3 separate regions of the Mus musculus genome follow, and regions 2 and 3 are each linked to region 1. Evidence: chromatin loops called from intact Hi-C (ENCODE). Cell type or tissue: left cerebral cortex. All regions are shown on one strand.

The links. Peaks named below come from ENCODE experiments on the same cell type or tissue, not always from the same donor. Only the 100,000 strongest peaks of a DNase experiment are listed, where the experiment ranks them.
Region 2: a loop joins it to region 1, with 6 times the contacts of the local background. A loop is called at or near these places in 27 of 42 quality-filtered maps.
Region 3: a loop joins it to region 1, with 9 times the contacts of the local background. A loop is called at or near these places in 19 of 42 quality-filtered maps.

Annotation. Positions count from the first base shown.
Region 1 is chr16:18,207,907-18,215,906 of GRCm38, forward strand. 4933432I09Rik (RIKEN cDNA 4933432I09 gene) reads right to left here and starts at 5,957. Exons shown (of 3, transcript NR_015575.1): 1 at 5,931-5,957; 2 at 3,174-3,292; 3 at 1,780-2,997. It also overlaps a transcript of Ccdc188 not described here. In left cerebral cortex, CTCF peaks have their summits at 3,001, 3,203 and 4,090 (motif pointing left); DNase peaks (open chromatin) are centred at 2,989, 4,073 and 6,006; H3K4me3 peaks cover 919 bases; H3K27ac peaks cover 2,791 bases.
Region 2 is chr16:18,123,790-18,131,789 of GRCm38, forward strand. It overlaps Gm52241, which reads right to left and starts at 6,281. Exons shown (of 2, transcript XM_030249377.1): 1 at 4,852-6,281; 2 at 3,825-4,418. The coding sequence starts at 4,875. The coding sequence ends at 3,825. Rtn4r (reticulon 4 receptor) reads left to right here and starts at 3,853. Exons shown (of 2, transcript NM_022982.3): 1 at 3,853-4,113. The coding sequence starts at 4,092. In left cerebral cortex, a CTCF peak has its summit at 3,548 (motif pointing right); DNase peaks (open chromatin) are centred at 3,614, 3,802, 4,126, 4,499 and 6 more places; H3K4me3 peaks cover 4,809 bases; H3K27ac peaks cover 4,421 bases.
Region 3 is chr16:18,049,533-18,057,532 of GRCm38, forward strand. It overlaps a transcript of Dgcr6 not described here. Among named protein-coding and RNA genes, the nearest start is that of Dgcr6, 13 kb to the right of the region's middle. In left cerebral cortex, a CTCF peak has its summit at 3,286 (motif pointing right); DNase peaks (open chromatin) are centred at 3,307 and 4,867; H3K4me3 peaks cover 373 bases.

The DNA.
Region 1 (8,000 bases):
GCAGAGATTGTGGTGATGGTGGTAACAGTGGAGGTCATGGCAGTGGCGGAAGGGATGGAGGTTGCATGGTGGGGCAGGGTGTGTTTGTGGCCACACAACCATCATGGTAAAGATGGATTCACCAACAACTCAATATCCCAGACGCACACATCCTCTGCCTTCCAGCATGGCTCAGCCGGCTTTTTTCCATCTGACAGGCTGCTCCTGCAGGGATCCTACAGATTGTGACAGGGCAGTTAGTGTAGCTTGAGCTTAAAAAGAACATTTAATCTTGGTTAAAAAAATAAATAAGTGCAATTATTGGAAAGGAAAGAGATAGGATAGTACTTACTGCAAGCAAACAGAAGGTAATTACCCCGGGAAGGTTCCCTTTCAGGACACTGGGAGCCATCCTCTCTGGAAGCTGGTAGTCAAACTTCGCAGGGAGCCAGTGGTGGTAGACACCATTAATCCCAGATCTCTGAGTTGGACGCCAGCCTGGTCTACAGAGCAAGTTCCAGGACAGCCAGGATGTCACTGAGAAATCCTGTCTCAAAAAAACCAAGACAAGACAAAATCCATTTGCCTAGCAGTGGCGTGGCACACACCCACAATGATGCCCATAGCAACCCACTCTTGCTCATTGGCACTGTGACCCTAGATAAACCCCGGTACTCTCTGAGCCTGTGAAGTGGATGGTGAGGGAGGGAGGATCAGTGGTAGCGGCTGTGTCCCTGGGTCTCTATGTAAAAGGATAGGCATGTCTTCCTTCCCCAGACCTGGATCTAAGCCTACGTGCCTCTCCCTGCTTCCCTGGAGGTGTCTTCATGACTCCATGCCCTCTGATAGCATGACAACAAAGCCAACAGCCCCTGAAAGTAGGAGGGAGACAGGGCCTGCTCCTGCAGAACCCAACCTGTCACTGGGTTGAGGGAGCCGGAGCCAGAGCAGCCTGGAGACCAGGTAGGAGGACCCAAGAGAAGCTGTGCCAAGTCCACCCTCAACTAAGATTCCAGGTCCTGCTGGAGCATATCCAGGGTTCTGCCCTGAGTCCAACTGAGGAGCCCTGCGTTCCCAGTGAGACCCAGCAGCCCCAGCAGCCTGGAACCTCAGATGTGTCCTCCCTGGTGTACTCTGTCAGCCTACCCTCATTCCATCTCTCCCTGTGCATTCCTCTCTCCTCTCCTGACTACATTGTCCCTTCCTCTAGAGCCAGCAGCAAGGTCATCAAGAGATTTGGGCTCCCGTCGATGACCCAGCCCTGACGCCTGGGTGGCACAGGCCCCGCCTCAATGAGTGCCTGCCCACTGAGTATGATGAGTGGCCTGGAGTGGCTGTTGTAATTAGTGTGAGCGTGCTTCATTTGCCAGGGAGGAAAATCCCATCTTGGAAACACAGGTCGGATGCAAGTTCAATTTTACCCAAGAGGCCATAAAACCCCTTTTCCAATCACCTGGTACTGTTGGCTGCAAGCAATGTTAATCCTGGAGATGTTATTTAGATCTGAGACATCACTTGGGGGTGCAGAGATCAGGTCTCAGCCCCTCCCTGAGAAGCCCTGGTTGCTCCTGCAGAGGCCCCAGAAGATAGATGACTGAAGTTCTCCAGAGGTGGGGTCACTGGCAGGTGGGGAGTACATTGGGGTACTTTGGCTCCACTGGTCTATAGATATTGTCCTTCTGGTCCCTAATCACCAGCCTGCACCATCCTCCCTCCAAGATTGGTACCATCTTCCAGCCTATCATTAAAAATCGTTTCCTTGATTACCAGGGTAACAATGAAAACAGGTAATTGAATCTTCAAGAAATTACCATTTTTATAACTCGTGCCTAGTTCCTGAGATAAATTAAACATCTCTCTCATATTGCAAGCAGCTTCTGGCACACGAACGGGGGACTGATAGTGCCCTTTATCTCTGATACAGGCTTCAGTGAGAAGATGCAGCTGGGAGGCCTGGTGGCTTCTCCTGGCTAGCCTGTGTGGTGAGGCAGCCACCAGCCAGCCATAGGGTTGGTGGGTTGTGGGGTCGCTAGCTCCTCAGCTGCCTGGTTGGGTGAGGTTGTGGGGGGCAGCAGGAAGACCATTGTATCCCATGCTCCCTCCAAAACACAAGGCCTCTGGCCCAAAAGCTTTCTAGGGAGTATGGGCCAGGGATGTGAAAGAAGTGAGGCTGGGGATCCAGGCAGAGGTGGGAGCCGCAGGCAGGAAGGCAGTATGTTAAGGAGGGCAGTTGAGCAAGATGTGGTTGAGTGCTGATGAATGGGACCAGAAAACAGGGACCGAGAAGGTGGAACAGGGTCACACACAGCATAACAAGACCAGAATTTACTCTTATACCCTCCCTTTGGTTAAAGGCAGCCAGGCCCACCTGGCCCAGATATCTCCAAGTCAGGCAGCTGAGAGACTGCTGGGGGTGCTGCCACAGCTCGAGAGGCTGCTGAGGGTGCTCCCACTGCCTGAGAGGCTGCTGAGGGTGCTCCCACTGCCTGAGAGGCTGCTGAGGGTGCTCCCACTGCCTGAGAGGCTGCTGAGGGTGCTCCCACTGCCTGAGAGGCTGCTGAGGGTGCTCCCACTCAGGAGTGGCCAGGTGAACTGGGTAGGAGTGAGGAAGTGAGTGCTTAGCGATGGAAGGAGTCTGTAGGATTGTTGAGAGAGCTTGCAGCAGTGGTGGGCACTGTGTTGGCAGGTAAACTCACACTGGCTGAGGGAAGAGAGGCTGTAGGCTCCAGACTCAGGGATAACTTCTATTCACTTGCCAGCTGTGCTCAACAGAACCAGCTTTAAACAGGGGCGCATAGAGAGAAGTCCCCCCTGCCCCAGAGGCAAGAGAGGAGGTCAGGGCCATAGCATGGACAGGTGATTTGCTATCTAGATGGGAGGAAGGGTGGCTTTCAGAGCAGTCTCCCATCTTGACATCTACACAGATCCTCAAAGGTTGGAGTCACCAGGAGCATGGAGCTCTAGCAAGGCTGTTCTTCCTCCTTTATAGTGGGCAGGGAGGCCTTCAGACAGCACCGTCTGGTGGAAGAGATGGGAAGTGCAATAGGGAGTTACCATATGGGCAGCATTCTGAGGAGCCGGGTGTACCACGCCAGCAAATGTCCGACACGCCACCCCCCCCCCCAGCTCCCCATCGCCCTCTCTTTACTCAGGACTTCCTCATCTTGACAAAGCTCTGTCATCCAAAGACTCACCTGGAGGCTCTGAAGGAGTCTTATGACAGCGTGCATCCTGTCCACTTCCTGTCACTGACACTACACTGGGATGAGGATCCATGGCAGCACCACATCATAGCACACAGATAGACTAGAGTCTGTGGATGAGAGGGACATTCTACTTGGGTATGAAGACGGGCTTATCTTACACTCCCACTCCATCCCAGAAGGGCACAGCCCAGACTGTTGGCCCTGCCCTATGGATTGGGGTTGAACCTTGCCCAGAGCCTGAAGACATCAACCAAGCCCTAGTCACCTGGGCTGAGAGGGCCAAGGCTGAAAGTTCTGATAAAATGCAGGAAAATGTCAGGCTAGGCTCGGGGCTCTACACTAGACCTTCTCCTTCTCCAATGTGTCGAAGACCTGGTATTACAGCAGTCACACATGCTGGCTGGGACCATCCTGCCTGCCCTGATCACATAGCTCTGGGACTCCCTATCCTACTGGTGAGTGCCTGTGACAGACGTGGGTCAATCCAGAGCTGCCCATAGGACAGATGGAATACCGCTGTACAGTGCTGGGAAAGTCTAGGATAATTTGCTTCAAACTAAGCTTTCCTCCCAGAGCTTTGACCTCTGGAGTTGAGAATTCCCAGAAGACCTCAAGGACCCAGCCCACCTAGTGCCCTCTTTGCGGGGATAAGACACAGAGACAGGATCTCACTGTGCTAAGCAATAAAAAAAGGAGCGCCCTCAAACCAGTGAGAGCTGTGACCACATGGCTACCCGTCATGGAAACCACAGATCCAAGTGGGGGTGGATGCTTTGTGTCTGATCTGTCCGTGGCACAAGTTTCTGCCTGGCAGACTCTTCAATTTCTTCCTAGCCTGTCGACCCTGGGTGCTGGCTCCCACCCAAGTATCTGTGCCTGGTGCAGGGTTGAGGCACCATCTGGTGGCAAGTCTGGGAACTGCAGTCTACTCCTGCTCTGCCTGCCATCAGCATCGAAGCCAGGAGCCAGCTTTTGGCAGCTTAAAGTGATCTCTCTCATTTGTTCACAGTCCCACTTTAACCTGAGGGTCTTTATGTCATCAGGATACAGAAATAGGCCTTTGGAGTTTATAGCCTGGCACTGTTGCCTGCGCTGACAGGTAGGCCAGTATCTATCAAGAGTGGGGTCAGATAGAATACAACAGGAAAGATAAGAACCCAGGTTCTAGCCCCAGTAAGGTGAACTGGTACTGACCGCCAGGCAGCCCATTCATGCTGACTTTCTGGACACCACTGTCCATCTGGAAGTAACAAGAGACGAGATCTGACTCCTAAGAAAGGAGAGGGTCCTCAGCTTGGGCAGGGGTGCTTACGCTCAGCAGCCTAGTGGAGCACAGCATGGCGGTCAGCAGGCCACCTCCCAGTACAAGGCCTCAGAGCCCCCGACATCCTGAAATGATGGCTGTCTACTGGGACTGTGTCTTTCACAAGGGTTGTCTTTAGCACTCTTACTGTCTTTCTGACTGTTAAAGTTAAAAATACGAGTGGCCAAGAGCACTGACCGCTCTTCCAGAGGCCATGACTTCAAATCCCAGCAACCACACAGTGGCTCACAACCATCTCCAATGGGATCCAGTGCCCTCTTCTGGTGTGTCTAAAGACAGCTACAGTGTACTCACATAAAATAGATAAATCATTTTTTAAAAAAAATATGAGCAGTGGCTTCCAGAGAGTGACCACAGAAGAGAGGAGCAAACAGCCTGTCACCACATACATTCTAGGAGCAGAAAGTCCATGTCCAGTACTGAGCGCCCCATGGGTGTGCCTTTCCTCCAAGAGCTTCAACCTCTGGAGCTGGGAATTCCTAGAAGACCTCAAGGACCCAGCCCACCTAGTGCCCTCTTTGTGGGGATAAGACATGGAGACAGGATTTTACTGTGCATCCTAGGTTGGCCTCAAACTCATGGCAATCCTCCTGCTCTAGCCTTACAAAATCCTGATACACACAAGCATGAAGTAGCATGCCTAGCTCTGAGACCTTCTTTTGCCCACACCATGGTCTCAGGACCCTGCTTGCTCTGCACTCCCCACTCCCTGCAGACTGGAGAAGGCCGAGAAGGTCACACAGCTCTCAGAAACTCATGTCTACTTTGCCAGGAACAGAGAGGCCTAGCAGCCCCTACCTTCTGGCCCTGGGGTGACTTCATCACACAGACCACTTCATCCCTCATCTGCCCCTCTGCCACCTGGAAGGTCACAGGCTGTGACTCAGAGCCAAGTGTCATCTTGCCTCTCTAACAGAGCAAAGGAGAGTTCATGCCTAGGCCATACCCTAGGTCCTGGGTAGGAGATGAAAGGACTGGGCAGAGTCCTGGATGACAGGGTAATAATCCCAAGGCCACTCCAGGAATGCCTGTGAAACCCCAGACACATTCATCCAGGTTCTGTAGGATCCTCTAGTCCTACGCAGGGTGCTTTGGGGCTGCAAGTGGAGAACAGACTAGGTGGGTAAGGGCCAGAAGCCCAGGTTAAAAATACAGAAATGAGAATCTCTCATGGGTGTGGCTGGCTCTATGACTCTGAGTTCTACTCAGGCCCTGTAATGAGCATGGGTCATTGAGTGTCAAGGCCATAGTAAGGAGAGTAGAATCTGCCCATTTAGCCCCTGACTTCATCTCAGGCCAGCTGTAGGCAAGCGGCTCTGGATAACATAGCCTGTCCTCTCTCCTCTCCTCAGCATCCCCTAGGCACCAGCCGGGCTGGGGGGAAGGGTGGTGTGAGTGTGTCTGGATAGCTAGCCCCTTACCACCACTTCAGGCTCCTCAAGGCCATCTGGGTGTCATGGCAACATGGGCAGGAAGCGGCTGCCATGGCAACTGGTGTCCAGGGAAATGCGCTGCCTAGCAACAGGGGCTAGGGCCACTCTAGCTCCTCACAGCACACTCTAGTGTCCCACACTCTCTGTGTGTCTTCGAGTCTGCATCATCCTAGCACTCCCACCCAGTGCAGCCTCGGGGCTCCACACAGACCCTCACCCAACCCAACACACCAATCTGTAGGGTATTTAACATGCTAGCACAGCTCATGCTCATGCGGAACCAGCTACACGGCAGACCTGGGGCTCTTCTCTCCTACTAGACTCCCTCACCTCTCAGGACTCTCTGGAGATCAAGAGCATACAAGGACCGTGGAAAAGGGGGAGGCGTCTTCGGGGCTGTCTGAAAGAAACCAGCCTTCCAGATAGGGCACAGCCCAACAAAGGTAAGGTGATCAGAGAACATTGGGTTTCGGGTTAAGGTAGGCACCTAAGGTCTCAGAACATATGAGCACCTGAAGTGCCCTCAGTCCTTCCACGGCTGCTCAGTAACTGTAGCCCACGCTGAGCACTTGGAGCTGTGACCTGAGGATCCTAGCCTGCAGCCTTTGTGTGGTACTAACAGGACAGCATCCTGAGTATCTACTGGGCCCTTACCAAGTCTGGAGACTCAGAATATAGAACAAAGACACCACGACCACCACTGTCAGCTACTCAGGGCCTTTGCTGAAGCCACCCCATTCCAAAGCCATCCAAGGGCCTTCCTGGGCTCCCACCTCTGAGATCATCATATCCTGGTAACCATGAAACCCCAGAAAGAAACCAACAGGCAGAGGGCTTAGAAGCCCCTCCAGGGACCAGAGTGGGCAGCTTCTGAGTGCCGTAGGGCATGCTGGGGCAATTCCAGGCCTCTCCTCTAGTGTGACTGCCAGCCTCAGTCTGTACTGAGTGTAGAGATGCATCCCATACTGGAAAAATGCAGGACTCCAGCTTGTGTGCCAGCTGGGCCCCACCGGAGCTCTCATTGTAGCGCACACCAGCTCCTCCGCCACAGGTTTCAGTGGCCCCTGATGGGTATTCATTCCAGGTCTGCAAGACAACAGGAGACCGGCCGTTAGTCTGTAAGGGACTTCAGCAAACTGAAAGCGGGACTCAGCTAACTCGGGATACAAGTGGCTGGGAAGCAGGAACTGGCTGCAGACAAGCTTGGACTCCAGTACTGATTATGGCAGCTGTCAACAGAATTCCTTGGCAAACTCCCTAGGTCTCATCATTCCAGATACCAGAGCTGGAGCAGTGATATGCATGGCAAGAGGCCCTCCTGCTTCAACCTGGACCTCCCTATGGTTTAACAGAAAAAAAAAATACCTTTTAGCTTTCTGAACTCCTTCATAAACAGAGATAGAAAAAAAAAAACCCCAAACAGGTTTTTATTTGAAGAGTATCTGCTGGGAAGTGATCAAGAATAAAGGAAAACAGAACCAAAGAACCATAAGGGGAAAAGAAAAAGTCGTCATCAAAAGGTCTTGTCCTTCTCCAAAACCGCTGCATCCTAAAAAAAAAAAAAGAACAGGGTACCTTGAAAAGGAAGAGGCACTGAGGGGCTCACAGTGACCTCCAGCGATGAAAAAGTATGACCAGTGAGATTCAAACTTGTCAAAAAAAAATCCTCATGTGTTACATAATCCTTTGGTCAATTATAGGCAATATGTGCTCCCATAAGAATCATAAGAATGCATAATAGGACGGAGGGGCAGGAGAAGGGGAGCTGTGATGGGGTGTAAAGTAAGTGACTTAATTTTAAAACATCAGTATTCCTCAGACAGACAGACAATATTTAATACCAAGGATGGAAGAATAATTCAGCGGTAGATGCCTGCTTATCATGTGCAAAGCCCTGGGTGTCATGCTCATCACTGCTAAGAAAATGTCACATCAACTACTTATGCTGTTGGCATCATGATATAACATATCCCTCACCGTTGTGCTGGGAGGGCAAGAGTACACCACTGCATGGTCAGTGGAAGACAGTGCGGAGCACGCATACAGAGCCCAGTACTG
Region 2 (8,000 bases), 84 kb before region 1:
CCCAGTGGGATTCTGGGGAGTGCTAGGTCCCTTCCCTGCACCAGCCCTGGTTGCTTCTGTGTGAGTCTTTGATGAATAAGAGATGAGGAAGCTGTTTAATTATGGCTTAATATGCACCAAAGTTGGACAGGAGACTCAGGGTGGGGTTCCTCAGAGGTTCAGAGCTGATGAGGCAGAAGGTCCGGAACCCAAGGTGGAGGTGGCAAGCAGCTTTTGTAGGAGCAGAGGTGTGAGTGGCACAAGAGGGGCTGCCAGTGTTCGTCTGTCTAAACCCTCCAGCCCTGTTTTCCTGTCTGGAAAAAATAGGCAGTAGTGTTGCCATCGCAGGACCAACAACAGCACCATGCATTTAGCAGGCCCTGTGCAGAGTCCTCTAGGGCCTCGGGCACGATGCCACCTTCTGTGGTGAGAGCAGATGGCCCCCCAGCTCTCTGGCACTGAGATCTCATCCCCAGCCACCCACTCAGGTTGGTGGCCTTGGCATGCTTAGGCAGCAGGTGCAGAGTACAGCCTGACCTTCTTCTTCCTTTCCTAGTTCCTCCTCACACTGTCCCAGAGTGGCCCAGAGCCTGTACAGCAAAAAACCAAGTCCCCTAATCTCTTCCTCCCTCCCTAGAGCACCAACAGCCTGAGGGAGGGTGTGGGGGTATCCTACAAAGATGCCCCAGTAGGGCTGGTGCCCATAAGTTCCTCAAGGCCTTGCAACAGTGACCACTTTCCAAGGCTGCACCACATCCCTGTCAGCCCTGGCTGGCCTTACACTGGATTCTGATTGGACCTGGAGGTTTGGTCATCCCTGTATTCCCTGCTAGGATCCCACATAGTTCTCTCAGGAGACAGAAGAGGCAGACACAGAAGGGACAATGATCTGACCACACCCCAAAGCATCTATCCACAATCACAAAAAGCTGGGCTGAAGTCACACAGAAAGATAGGGCACTCTCATGCCACATACAGATCACCGAGCTGAATCTGGGGCCAGTGGAGGAAGTCGATGCAGTTCTGGGGCACTGCAGTGTTGTCAGGCCTCACTGCAGGAGGCAGTGCCTGGGCAAGTGGCCCGTGGGGGTGGGGAGCAATTCAGACAGGCCTTCAGTCTGGTCCTACAAGCCCAGCCCAGTAGGAATGACTGATGTATTCAAGACTAGGGAGAACGGTCTGCAGACTCCACACCCTCTTTTGATTCCCAGGGCCATATGTACACAAGGCTGGGAGAATTCGTATCTGCCAGTCCAAGTGGGCCACCATCTCAGCACTTCTGCTGGGGCTTCCCGCAAACCAATCCTTATAGACTTCCTGAAAAGGACAGTGAGTGGCCTGGCTTCCTCATCTGGGTCTCTGATCCTTCCCACCCCACCCCACCCCCACCCAGGGACCAGCTAAGGCTGTGTGTCTCAGGCTCACTTCAGGCCCTAGTAAGTCTTCCACTCATTCTCTGTCAGCTGCCCTCCCTCCCTCATCCTTGGGCCCTGGGTGGTGATGATGCTCACTGGGGAAGGGCTTTGGTCCTCAAATTGCCCGATACCTGCCCACACCCTGATAAATATGCCTTCCAGACCTCCCACATCTCCTGCCTCAGAAGAGAGCCATGTCCTCCTGGGGGCAGAATGGCCAGCATGCAGCTCTCTTTGCTCCCTATCTGGTCCCCGCCAGAGCTGGCCTGTACCTTAGGCTGCATCCAAGTGTCCTGCAGGTTCAACTTCTAGAGAGGAGCACCAAAGTGCAGATGGGAATGGGTATACAAACGACAGGGTGGGTTTGCAGACCACAGCAAAACTGCCTAAGACAATAGATGCCCAGCTCACACTACAGATCTCAGCCCTGCCGTACCTTGTGAGCTGGTAGGGGTGTAGTGTATCCAAGTGTAGTTTCCCTCAGCCTTGAAGCAGGCAGATCCAGACTTTGACCTTGCTGCCACTAAGAAGGAGATTACCTAGGATAGAGCCTTCTGACCTTGATGGCTCTATTTGCTCTTCCTAGCCACGTTCTGAAGACACAAACTGTAGATTGCCTACGGGCTGGCTCCAGGCACCAAGAATGGGCTGGGGGTGGGAATGGGCCTTCCCCCTTATAAGCACACTCTCTTAATAAACTCGAAGGCCTTGATCAGAACATTTGTCTTGGCTTCATTATCTTTTCTCGCAGTCTAAGTCTCTTTCAGCCCCAGCCTGCCTTCCAGAAATACCCAGTTCATGTAAGCCGCGGGAAAACACCAGGGTATCCAGGAGCTCTCTTTCCAGAGTATCCAGTATCTTTGAGCTGGAGAGAATTGTGGCACCAGGAACCTCCATGGTAGCAATGGCTCTCCTTTCCTTCCCACACCTAAACTATGCCCCAGCAATGGGAGAAGGGGTCATAGTCATTACCTCTCTAACGGGCAGCCTGGCCATCGTTAAAAATAGTCGATGGGGGAAGTGCCCTCTCTAAGCCACTGAGCAAAGATGGTAGCCCAGGACTCTAGCCTGGTCTTCAGATTTTCAGCCATGTCCCACGACATGAGGTGGTTGGAGCCACACCAGCCACTGGTGTGGGCACTGCTGGATTCGAGGACACTGGGAGAAAGGTGTTGGTCTAGGCTATAGGCCATGGCCTTCTGCTGGCTCTTTGAAGTTGGCTTTGGGTTATTCATCTGTCACTGGGTGGCCAGCCTCCCATGTGGTGGGGAGTGGAAATGAGAACTTACTGAGTCACATAGGGGTCAATCTGGTGGCACTTGGTGACCAGTATCCAATGAAGAAGTGGCCGTGAGTGCCTGCCCTGCCTTAACCTCATCTCACACATTTCAGTGACCTGAAAAATCCAAGTCAAATGAACAAGGACAACTGGGACAAAGCACACAGAGGTGTGGTTGGGGACACAGCCAGGGCAGGACCGAGCAGTGTAGCTTCCATATATGGCCAGAAAGCCATTCCATTGCAGGCTCTTCAGCGCTCTCCACCCCTGAAGCTTATGCCATACTGGGTGTTCTCTTTCTCTACTGAGACAGGCGGACCATGGGCCCTATCCAGCTCTCTGGCTAGATAATGTGCAGGACAGATACAGACAACGACCTGGCAGCCAGCCGAAGCACCTCTACCACCACCCCACCCCAGAATGCACCTAAGAACTCCAGATAGAGCACCCAAGCAGGAATGGGAGATGGGACATGTTGGGGGGGGGGGTTGCCATTAGGAACATTGGCCTTATATTGATCTGGCTTGGTGGAGGGTGGGTCCAGAGGATTCTTCGGACTTTGTAATCTCCATTGCAAAGGGGAAATGATAGGAGCTTGTGCAGAGGCAGGTGCAGACAAAGCCTGAGTGTCCTTCCTGGGACAGGGAACTACAAAGCTGGAGAGAGCACTACTGCGCTATTACACCTTGCCTCTCAGTTTTCTTACCCAGTCGCCTAGGACAGTTTCGAGCAAAGGGCTTTAAGGGGCAAGCGGAGGCGGGCCATGCAAAGGCCTGCTGCATCTGTCCGATGCCCAGGACTCCCTTCGGGACTCAGCCTGTGCCGCCACGCCCTCGAGCCCGCGCCCACGGCCGGTTCCGGGACGCGGTGCCCGCGGCCGCCTGCAGGGGCCGCCGCCTCTTCAGGAATGCGCCGCCTTTGTCTGGGACCGCGCGTGGCCCGTGCACCGGGTGGCTGAGCGCGTCCTGCCACTTGCACCGCGCTCCGGACACCCTCGCCTCCCCTCCCGTCGCCCGCCCGCTTGCCCTACACCCCGTACCCACCGGTCCGCCCCAGCGCGGCGCGCCCAGGTGAGCGCCCCGCCCGGCGCCAGGCCCCGCCCCGGCCCCGCCCCGCCCGGACCGGCGGGGAGACCGGGCGGATTCCGCGCGTCAAACCACATGATCCCATAAAACATTCATCCTCTCCTGGCCCGCGCTGCGAGCGCCCCGCCAGTCCGCGCCGCCGCCCTCACCCTGTGCGCCCGCAGCCCGCGAGCCCAGCCCGGCCCGGTAGAGCGGAGCGCCGGAGCCTCGTCCCGCGGCCGGGCCGGGACCGGGCCGGAGCAGCGGCGCCTGGATGCGGACCCGGCCGCGCGCAGACGGGCGCCCGCCCCGAAGCCGCTTCCAGTGCCCGACGCGCCCCGCTCGACCCCGAAGATGAAGAGGGCGTCCTCCGGAGGTGAGTGTCAGCGCCGCTCCGGAGACAGGCTGCAGCGGGGCGGGGCGGGGGGGACGCAGGGCATGGCTCACGCTGCCAGAGATGGAGCCGGGTCGCCGGTCGCTCCCGAGGGCCACCGCAGTGCCACGCCGCGCGCTGGCCGCTAGCAACTGGGCCCTGGGAGGGCGGAGCCCGCGGCAGCCGCAAAAGTTGCGGCTTTGCGGGAAAGTTGACAGCGACGGCGGGGCCAGGGATGGAGGGTACGAGGTTCCAGATGTTGGACCAGGGCCGGGTGGAGACTGAGGGCTGGAAGGGCGGGGTCCCACCTGAGAGCGCAAAGGCGGCGAATGGGTTAATGAGCGGGTTTGCAGAAACGTGGGCACCGGACCGAGATGGGGTCTGCCCAGCGAACCCTGCTCAGAAGCTGTTTCTTTGGGGTCAAACGGAGTAGGGATGAATACGGGTGTCAGCAGCAGCAGAGGGCGTGGGGGACAGGGCGATCCCAGAGCTATCTCTGGAGCAGGTAGAGAGGAGAACACACACACACACACACACACACACACACACACACGCAAGGCAATGTCTCCTCCTCGGAGATCGGGAGAGCTCCTGAGAGTGAGCGGCTCCATTGAGGGGCGTTGGTGCTCGAAACACCCCCTCCTTGGCAGCCCTGTGGGATTCCCTCCTCCCATCCGGTTGCAAAGCCCCCACAGTAGGGGCAAGGGAGGATGGGCTTCATGCAGGTTGGACATGCCTTACCTGGAGAATCTGGGGTGAACACATTGCCTTCCCCAGGTGCCCACCCTATCTACCCTGCTGATGTCCATGGTGCCGCAGGCTGCACACACGTTTCTTTGCACGTGTCTACATGGGCTACATACAGCCTTGCACACCTCCAGTGCACATGCATACCAAATCTGCCCTAGTGTGCACATGCACATAAATGCTATAAGCACATCCCTGTACTCGGGTGCATAGCTCTGTCCTCACTCCTGCCTACACACCTATGACCATACATGCATTTATGCAGCCTGCCTGCTGCGATCTTCATGCTTAGCACATGGTGGGGCCCCTTAACAAGACCCACTCCCATGGAGACACACTTGGATTTTGATTAGGGATGCTCCGGGCAGCTGGACCCAGACAGAGGGACAAGTCCTGGAGTCTCCTTCACAGTGCTTGAGTCTGTGTGTGCAAGTACGTGTGTGTAATGTGGTATATATCTGCACATACATGATTGTGTGCATGACCATGGGTGCCTTTAAACATATCTTCATGTTTCCGTTTGTCTCAGAGTGTGGGTGCCCTTGTGTACATAGGTGGGCTATGCCTATACCCAAATCTGGATCAAAAGCCTTCAGAATGTATTTAGGGGTTTTGTTCAGTGTCTCCAGCCCAGGCTGTGAGATGCAGAGTCTACCAGCTGCTCTCCCACCAGCCAGAGTTGGGGCAATGGTGGTCTATGGTGGGCTGGAATCTACCTGGGCAGGGAAAATCTATTTCCCAGCTTGAGGTCACCACTGTGATAAAGGGTCTGACCCTGGACACACTTGGCTGCCTCTGCAGTTCCACCAACTAGGGCATCCAACCCAGCATGGTCCCCCGAGAGGCCCTGCCTTTAGCACATTAGCTATTCCCCGGGGGTGACCTTCTGGTTAGCAGCTCTGTGCTGCTCACCTAGCTCAGGTGTTGTATGGGGTCACACCTGGCCACTCCCTTCACTAAGCCCCAGGCCTGTCTTCCCATCTCTGACGCTGCATTGTCTCTTGTCCTACTGCAGTCAGGGGAGGAAGATGCACGTCTAAGGCAAGACCTCAGCAGCCAGGTGTGGTCTGCACCAGATCCCACCTGGCAAAGGGGAGCCCACAGAGCCTGAGGCTGTGTTTTCTTAGAGTCTCCCCGTCTCAGCTTTCCTCATCTGTGGTTAGGCCAGCAGTCTGGGTTGTTGGCGGCATTTCTAAGCTGATGCCCACTGGGGTCAGTCCAATTTTCCCAAGGAGGTGGCTCTGTTTGTTTTAATTTTTCATACAATATGTTCTGATCATATTCTTTCCCCTCCTCAACTCCTCCCGGATCCTCCTCCCTAACAACCAACTCCATGTTCTCTCTCAAACAAAATAAGACAAAAGCCAAGAAAAATAGCAAAACCAAAAAAAAAAAAAAAAAAAAAACAAAACAAAAAAAAACCCAAAAAATCAAAACAGACAAACTAAAAGAAAAAAAAAATGAACGGAACAAAAAGATCCATTTTGTGTTGGTCAGGTACTCCTGGGCATGGGGCATTTCCTGGATTGAGACAGGGTCTCACTGAGGCCCTGGCACAGATGTCCTTGATCTCAGAGACCTGCCTGAGGTCTGGGATTAGCCATGCCTGGCTCCCAAGTGGTTTTGATTGTTTTGTTTTCGGGCAGGTGTAACCACATAGCCTAGGCTGGCCTTAAACTTGGAATCCTGCTCAGCCTCCCCAGCGTTGGAATTACCCGTCTAAGCCACGGAACTTTGCTTCCAAGGTTTGGCCCCCAGCATTTCTGCTTTAAAATCCCTCACATGTGCTTTCTCAACTCCTCTTCTGTAGGGGTTTTCCTGGGACTCCTGCCAATAGAGGCCCCTCCTTCCTCCTCCCTGCTCCCCCCTTCCTCCTTCCTCTTGGAGGATATATTGGGGAACTTAAAGAGGTGGTGAACCTGGAGAGGGACGAGAGCTGAGTCTGTGGCTCTGCCCTGGACCAACAGGGCCCTGTTAGCCCCTCTGCTCCTGTTTCCTTAAGGCAAGACTGACCTGTGGTTACAGAGTAAGAGTCACTAGTGGGAGACATCTTTTATTAGGGCAGCAATCAAGAGAAAGAGAACCCCTCAAAGGGGGAAGTGCTCAATAGCCTGTTACCTTGGAGGGCTAAGGGCTGACTCCTTGGCTGTGAAGAAGCCCAGGTTTGTTGCTGCTGTTTGTTGCAAGTGGTAAGTTGTCTGTGAAGGGCAGGGTCTTTAGTATCATGCCTCCCTCTTGCTTGCCAACCAGGCCTGGCTTTAGCACCCTTTACTTGCCAAGCTACTGGCACCATGCCTTCCTTTGGAGAGAAAGGGTCCATCTGGAAGTGGAGGCAGAGAGAGCCCTTCTGCAATCCTGGGCCTGGGGCCCAGAAAGTCTCCCAGAAATCTCAAGCTGTGCATTCAAGAAAGGGGTCTCTCAGTCTCTCTCTCTCTCTCTCTCTCTCTCTCACTCACTCCCTCCCTCCCTCCCACTTTCTCTCTGTGTGTGTATGTGAGTGTGAGTGTGTGTGTGTACACGTGCACACACACATGCAATGGAAGGAGTATGTGAGAAGAACCTAACGCTGTCATAGAGTTACAATGCTCCTGGCACTGGGTTGTGCCTGGTTAGTGAAGTTGATGCTGTCCTGCCCCCCATTCTGTGAGTTTTGACTTCCAACCCCAGGCAGGGCTGCCTGACTCTCAGCAGCCACCCAGACCCTGGACCCTCACATCCCTAAGAGCCGGGGTGGCTGTTTTTGTGTCTCTTCAGGGCCTGGCACCCTCTGCACCATTCTATGTGCCTGCCCTGTGGCCTGGCTACACCCAGTCAAGGTCACCTGTGCCAGCCACGTGGCTAAACCCCAGATCCTGTATTTGCTCACTAGCCTCTGTCGCTCACCCGCTCCTTTATGGCCTGCAGACCTCCTCTGAACAGACGATGAAGGGGGTGAATCCTTACCTCAGTGATTCCAGGGTTAAATGTATTAAGGGACAGGTGACTGACCACACAGCCAGTAGTGGGAGCCTAGCAGTGAATGTAGGGGACAGGCCTCCCATCTCCCTGCCTGTCCCCAGAGTGCGTGGGCCTGGCTAGGTCCCATCACACCCGGTGTTTGGTACTGCGATTTCTTCTTTTGTCACTGTATTTTAAACACTTTG
Region 3 (8,000 bases), 160 kb before region 1:
GACATGGGTGTGAGTAATTGAATAGAAGGCAAAAAGCACGCATGCCTGAGCGGGGCTGGTCAAATGTGCCTATCACAAACCTGTTTGCTGGTTTATGGTGTGTCCCTTGGGTTGGTCTGACATGTCAAACATGTGAAGTCTCTTTCCCAAGACAGCATCCCCCTCCGGCTGCCACCAGGACCCCAGCCCTTTCTGTCTCCACCATGAGACACTGGGTCAAAGCCAGGAGCAGCATGGTTGCAGGAGGATCCCAGGTGTGCTGGGATAGCTTGCAGTGGAGGCCTTTAAATACTCTGGTCATGGCCGTATAGACTATGCCAGAGAGAGGATAAAGGTTGTGTCCATGTCAGCAACACAAAACACAGATTTCACGTCTAAGAGAGTTAGGGATCATTTTTTTGTTGTTGTTGGTTTTTTTTTTTCCTGAAAGCAAATATGAGTGACCATGTCCGAGGAGTACAGATCACCCTAAATATGCCACTGGTTTTGTGAAGTTGTTGCAGTGTAAAAGAGAGCCAGTGTGGGGATTTGAATGAGAACGGCCTCCTCCCAGGAACTCCAATGAGATGCTTTCTTTTATAATTCGGTCACTGTGTTTTGTCATAGCAATAAAAACCGCTAACTAGTAAAGGCATTGTCCAAGTCCATCAGTGGAAATGCTACGTTGATAGGCTCAAGTAAAGCAGGAAAGTCTCTGCTGGGTTTCGGTTTCAGACTCCACTCAGTAACATTCTTACCTCTGGTGCCACTCAGTAACATTCTTACCTCTGGTGCCACTCAGTAACATTCTTACCTCTGGCGCCACTCAGTAACATTCTTACCTCTGGAGTCACTCAGTAACATTCTTACCTCTGGTGTCACTCAGTAACATTCTTACCTCTGGTGTCACTCAGTAACATTCTTACCTCTGGTGCCACTCAGTAACATTCTTACCTCTGGTGCCACTCAGTAACATTCTTACCTCTGGTGCCACTCAGTAACATTCTTATCTCTGGACTGCTGGGAGCTTGTTAATACGAGCCAAGGAGTTTCCTCATGGAAGTGACAGGAATGTTAGGTTAGGAGAGGTGGCAGCGAGTAGAGGTTTTTGGTTTTTGGTTTTTGTTTTGTTTTGTTTGTTTGTTTGTTTGTTTTTTGCTTTTCAAGACAGGGTTTCTCTGTGTAGCCCTGGCTGTCCTGGAACTCACTCTGTAGAACAGGATGGCTTCGAACTCAGAAATTCATCTGCCTCTGCCCCAAGTGCTGGGATTAAAGGCATTCGGCACCACTGCCTGGCTCTTCCCAAGCTTTCTTAGGAGAGGGAACCTTGACAACCATGGGGGTGATGAGGCCTGGAGCCGGGGGAGCAACCAGGAGGGATGACATGGCTGGGCCTTCAGTAAGAGAGATAGCTCAAAGGAGAGAAACATGACAGAGAAACCTAAAGAGGGAGAAGTTGGACAGGAGGGAGAGAGAGACGGAGGGAGCCACAGGGTTTGCTATCTAACACAACTGCCACCACTTTCAGGCTTGCATTAATATCTTCCTGTGAGGAAGAACAGTGTGTCTACCCTGGAGACTGCCAAAGCAGGACACTGCCTCGCCAGTCTCTTGACACTGAGCCACAGCTGGAAGGGCTGCTGAGAATCAGAACTCCAGGTCCCCAGTCCTGCCTACCCTGCTTTCTGCGGGAGAGGGGAGGCTGCCATGTGGTGAGATGAACCTAGACTACCACCTCAGCACTTTCATCCAGAAAACAACCACTCAGAACACCAATGCACACAACAGGCAAATCCAGCTGAGGGTAAGTGGTTGTATGGAAGGGTTAGGATCATTGTAGTCCCTAAGCCAGGTGCCACAAAAGTTACCGAAGCTGTAGCCGGCCTCTCCTACCTGCCCCAGCCTACAGCCTTGGTAAGATGCCCCAAAAGGAGCTGTCAAAATGGTGGCACCACAATACCTCAGCCTGCAGCTGTCACAACAGCGATCCATGGTAGCACATCTCCTTTCCTGCCTCAGCCTACGCCCTTTGTGAAACACCACTGGTAGTGGCAGGGGTGGGGTCTGTCCAGAGACAATGGGAGGCTAGCAAAGGGTCCCGCCAGCTCAAGTATGCACCCACATGGTTGGCAAGCACAGCTCTGCCTGAAGAGGGTGTCTGTCAGGTTCTCCACTTCTTCCTTCTGCAAGGAACTCCACTCCTCAAAGCACAGGGTATCCTTGTGTCTCCGGGGAGTAGACATAGCATGGTGGGGTTCCCTGGGTTCCCTGAGGATACTTCTAGTTCCCTCCTGGTTCTATGGCCAAAATACAGATTGCATCTGATCCTGCCGTGTTTATGAGGGCAGCTCTTGGGGGACACAGGCAAGATTTAGATGTTCAGAAAACAGCCTCGAGCCTGTAGTGTACAACCTGGGCCACGAGGCCTTAGGTTCCCTCCACAAATCACTGACATCATGTCAGGGGGTACAGTCTAGGTTGCTATCTTTGGAATAGTATCTCTGGAAAAATTTCCCATGTCTCACAGTAGGGCAATGGACCACACGGACTTGGAGGAGGCGGGGCTTCTTAAACAGGAAGTGGGTACCTGCTGACCAATCCTCCTTAAGGGCTTTCTGGTGACTGCTTTGGTAGTGTCCCAGAAGGTGGACCCGATAATAATAGGGAACAGTGCTACATAAATCATGAGAACAGAAGCTGAGACTTACCAGGATGAAGAATAGGTCTATAGTGTATGTCCACTGTGATTTATAATAACCGATAGTGTTCACCTCACTCCCTATTTCTACTTAACAGCAGTCATAAAAACTCAAAAACGTATACAAAAAATGTCAGACTAAAGATGATGAGGGGCAGTTTTCAGTCCTTGGAGTTTTCTAAAGCCACATGCAAATCTCAGTGCTGTCCTGAGATGCCCAGTCATCCAGAGACCCCTGAGCATGCTCAGATGGGGGCCACTGCAGAAGAGGAAGACTGCCCCGCGGAAAGATGCTGATGCGAGCATATCCATAACAAGGAGCAGGTACATGGAGCCTCAGAAGTGCCACCCTGTACTGACCCTGTACGGAGGCTAGAACACTCGACACTCAGGTTTTGCTCTTTCTGGGGGATGGTGCCAGGTGTGCTTTCTAAAACACCTGGCCATTTCTTCGGGCACATGACAGAGGAACTAAAAGGCTTCAGTCACCTGCAGAATGTCACCATCTGGAAGCAGGAACCAAACAAAGTTCCTGTGTGTCCCTGTGCTCCAGTAAAAGAATCCAGATAGAAATCTGGGATGGGGAAGTAGCTAGAAATGTCCGCCAGGGGGCGCGCAACCAGCCAGCAAGCCTCTTCCCTGAGGGATCTGAACCAATCTGCAGACACGAGAAAGCCTGGCCTGGTTCCCCTCGCACAGATCATTGCCTTTCTGAGCCTGTGGGAGAGGCTATCTGTCTCAGGCCGCTGGCGTCTCCCGGAAGCATGGCCTGCCAGGCACGACCCAGGCAACAGAAGGCACAGCTAGACAGCTAGATTTGACATGCCCCTCAAGGCTCCCGGACCACACAGGAGCCAGGTAGAATGTCTGAAGCTACCTACAGGAAGGAGGACAGGCGGAGAGGAGTGACTGGTAGGTAACAAGGAAACAAGGGGAGGGGGTGAGTACTTCTGGGTATATGCACTGGGTGAAGCATATTTAGATTACAAGTCTGGATCAGCATGTGTTTGATTAAGGTACACTTAAGGTTTATAAATTCCCAAGGTTATAAAGGTCTACTCAGGCTAACAGAAAATGACTTTAAAAATGTGTGTCTAACTACTTATGTCTTTGCTGATGGAGTTCAATGCCAGGCCTCTAAAATTTTAGATAAGGATAAGGTATGTTTGATAAATACGGTTTAAGGAGTCCTAAGGTCTATTCAGGCTGGTAAAAACTAACTTGAAAATATATGTATAGCCTCTTTGCCTTTGCTAACTTTGTTAAGCTTTAGATACTTAAATTTAGTTTAGAAGAAAGTGGGATATTCTATATGGTGCACTGTAAAAGGATCTATGGCTCCTCGTGCCCTCTTCGTGCCCTCTTCTGGGGTGTCTGCATGCCACCCCCAGGGCGGACAGGACCGGGCAAAGTCTGAAACAGGTGGGGTCTGCAGTCCTCTTCCTCCACTGCCTGGCAGGCCAGAAGGTAGACGTGGATCCCAGGACATGCAGGATCCCAGGACAAACAGGATCCAGGTCTGGTTTGGAGCAACTGCTAGGGGAAGAGGGGCATGGGGAGGGGAGAGAAGGCCTCCAAGAACCTTAGTGCTATAGGTCATTCAGGCTAAGGCCTTCTCCAACGTCTTTAATGATGCAGGTTTCTGAGATGGTCTTAGCTCATTTTATCTTGTCCATATTTCTTTATTCTGGGTGAACCAAGGGTTATATAGTTTGGGGAAGGGTGTGAGGATATTCAGGGAGGGAAATCGTCAGCAGTGGCTGAAGGCTAAGACCTCTGAGATGCCTCATTTGCCAGGGGAATTCCAGAATTCTATGTGACTGGCTACTTGTGACCACCTGGTTGGAGGTCTCTAGGTTATGTGCTCTGAGGCAGGCACAGAAATAGGGAGGGCGTTAGCCCTACTCCGACCAGTCCCAGAATGAGATTCTAATCTGAATTTTTAGATTCCCAGGGCTTGGACATAGTCTACCTCACCGTTCCATGCCAATTCTTCTGGTGGCATGGTCCACGTGCCCTACAAGAATCAGGAAAGCAAGGCTCTCAGTCTCTCTGTGGGCTGTACTTGTGGTTTAAGAGTTTATTTTGGTGCTAGAGGATCTTGATTTAAATCTTCAACTTAAATTTTTTAAGGCTAAAACTTAACAGGGATAAAACTGTGGAATCCTAATCTTGTAAACAAGAAGCTGCCAACTTGCCGGTCTCGGTTAGGGTTTTATCGCTGTTAAGAGACACGGTAACCACAGCAACTCCTATAAGGGAAGGAACGCATTTGATTGGAGCTGGAGTTTCAGAGGTTTTTGTCCATTATCATCGTGGCAGGAGGTGTGGAGGACCACATTTGGTTCTGAAGAAGGAGCTGAGAGCTCTACATCTTGTTCTGAATCAAAGTAGACCTAGCTAGAGCATCTGATGTCAAAGCCTGCCCATGCAGTGGCACACACTTCCTCCAACAAGGCCACACCTAACAGTGCCTCTCCCTATGGGCCAAGCATTCAAACACGAGCGTCTACGGGAACCATTCCTACTTAAACCACCACAGCTTTGTAAACGGTTAAGGACAATAAGACAAGCAAGTTAGTAGTCAGCCACCTTACACACAATCACATTCTTCAATGTGCTCAGGACTTTGTTTGTAGCCATGCTGAGTACAAACGTAGTTCATTTACAGGGACAAGCCTTCTTTAGCTTTCTGTTTATGCTACCAAGGTTAAGCCTGAAGCAACTAACTAAAAACAAACAAGTTTTGTTTAAAACCAGATATACCTAATCTTACATGATGGCCCTCAACATCCTCAGAGACCTGTTGAATAATGCAAAAGCTTCCCGAGATAGACAGAACTGCTAGCTTCTAGAGTTAGTCCTAAGGTATTCTCCAAAGAATAGAACAGGGCCCAGACAACCCACCCGGATAGTGATAATACTAACCACTGGGCAGAGAACTGCCCCACACCTCACCCACTGCTCGGACTCTGCTCAAACTGTGGACAAGCTGCACACTGGAGAACTGACTGCCCCCCTTTTGTCTCACCGAGGTAGGCCCTGACTTCTGAACCTAGTGATACTCTCAGCACCGTCATGGAGGATCCTAGGATAACCATTCAGGTAGCGGGTAAGTTTCATTGGTAGGGAGGCCATTGCATTATAGTTTATCCTTTTTTATCCCATTTATCCTTCTCAGATCTCTGACGATGACTGATGTCTAGCTGTAGCTTTATCAGTTTACAAGGAGTGTCCAGATCCTCCGCCAAAGGCTGCAGCTGCCTGTCAGTCCATTTCATACACAGAAATCGGGCCTCTACAGACATAGACAGCTTTAAATTGACAAAACAGGTTTCAGTGTGAAAATATTCTCAAGTTAGTATTTCTTTATCTTTTCACAACTTTGTAAGAATTCACGTAAGCAACTTGGACCCACGCTCACAGGTCAGCCTCCAGGTAAGGACTCCTGTCAGTCAAGAGCTGAAGCTTCCCACGTAGTACTGCCTCTCCCCGGCGGTGGGCTCATCACTGACACTCCCTAGCGCCACCTCCACATTGGGGCAGTCAAGCTTGGGATACACATGAGGCCAGTGGGCTCTAGGCAGAGTTGCTGGCTTCCTAAGGATGGGCTCTCTCCTTCCCCTGGTCCTGGGACTCTTCTCACTGCTCCAAACACCAAGACCACCAGCATGGAGGATTCAAGTGTAAGATTTCCCCTTGAACTCCTGCGCTTTACCTTCCGCCTCTATTCTATATTTGTCTCAGCAGATTTTCGATCAACCGTGGCCGGCAGCACAGCAGCGCTGTGAAAGCAGTGAGCCCTGGACTTACCGAAAGCTGATGTAAACCAGATACTTATGACAGAACTCCCTACAGGCTGGAACCCCTGCTTTGGGCAATATTTCAGACTAGCCCAAGGTGTTCAGTGAGCCAGTTGTCCCCAGCATGTCACCAAAATTCCAGCCTTCCTGATTTCACCCCCACCCCACCCCCAGAAAACAACATCCTAATTTCAACTAAGAAGCAGCTACAGAAGAGATTACATTACCCTTATCATTAACGGAAGGCTAGAATGTCAGGTCCAAAGAAAACTCCATTTCCCCAAATTCTGTCAGTTAGACAAAAGCCAGCATTCCTCAGCAACCTGTGAAGATGGCTTCCCTCTACCACAGGAGCCATTTCCCTAATCGGTGGCAGAAAGGACACATGGCTGTCTGTGGTGTGCCTGTTAGCATTCCAAAGTACATGCTGGTTTTCAAGTCCCTCCAGTGTCACAACTTCCTGTTGAAAATCAGAGAGTTACTGCCAGGCATGGCAGCACACACCTTTAATCCCAGCACTCTGGAGGCAGAGGCAGCAGATCTCTGTGACTTCTCAGCCAGCCTGGTCTACAGAAGCAAGTTCCAGGTCAGCCAGAGCTACACAGAGAAAACCCTGTCTTGAAAACACAAAAAAGGAAAGAAAAGAAAGAATTAGAATCTGACTGAATGACTTGTTTCCATGGTTACCAACGTCTACCTGGTAAAGCAGGTGTTTATTTTCTCCATCTCCTTGTTTTATGGTCCTAATGTCCATTTGCAGATGTGACTGCCTACCCCTTTATATCCTTTGTATTTCCCCAGTCAAACAAACAACAAACAGACCAAACAACACTGTGGATGCTGGGAACCCTAGAATTAAATTCCCCAGATTATGAATCTATGATTCAACTCATTCTCCTAGAACCACTGGGGAACCTAGGGCTACTGAACTATTGTTATACCATCTCATTAAAGTATTCTTAAGAATACTTCCGTTGATAAAACCACTCCTGGGAAAATTGGTCTCTGGTCACTAAGACCAGCCATAAATTCCTGCACAATGCATCCCTGCCTAAAGGCTATCAAAACTGCTTGGCCACTCAACTGCTGAGCATCTAAAACTGAAACCCTGAGGGAGAAGCCTTTGTGTCTTGCCTATGATTTCCATATATATATATATATATCATGTAATTTTAAAAGAACCCATGCTTGTTCTGGCTAGGTGCTGGCATCGGCAGTCTTGCCCACCCCCCACAGCTAGCTCCAAGCAGCCATCTAGCCCTCCCATGGCTGCTCTACAGAACACCAACAACCACTCTGGTCTCACTGAGCTCCCTCTAGCCCCATGAAAGGAGAACACTAGAGACTTATATTTATACCGGTCAGATTTATATCAGTAAATCTCCAACCACAATATGCCTGTGCAAAGAACACACAACTCAGTTAACACATTTATAAACTACTACGCCTAGACTGGGCAGCTATATCATTACACTACTCTATTGCCCAGCTATGAAATCCCTGCCTACTTGCAGCTCCTC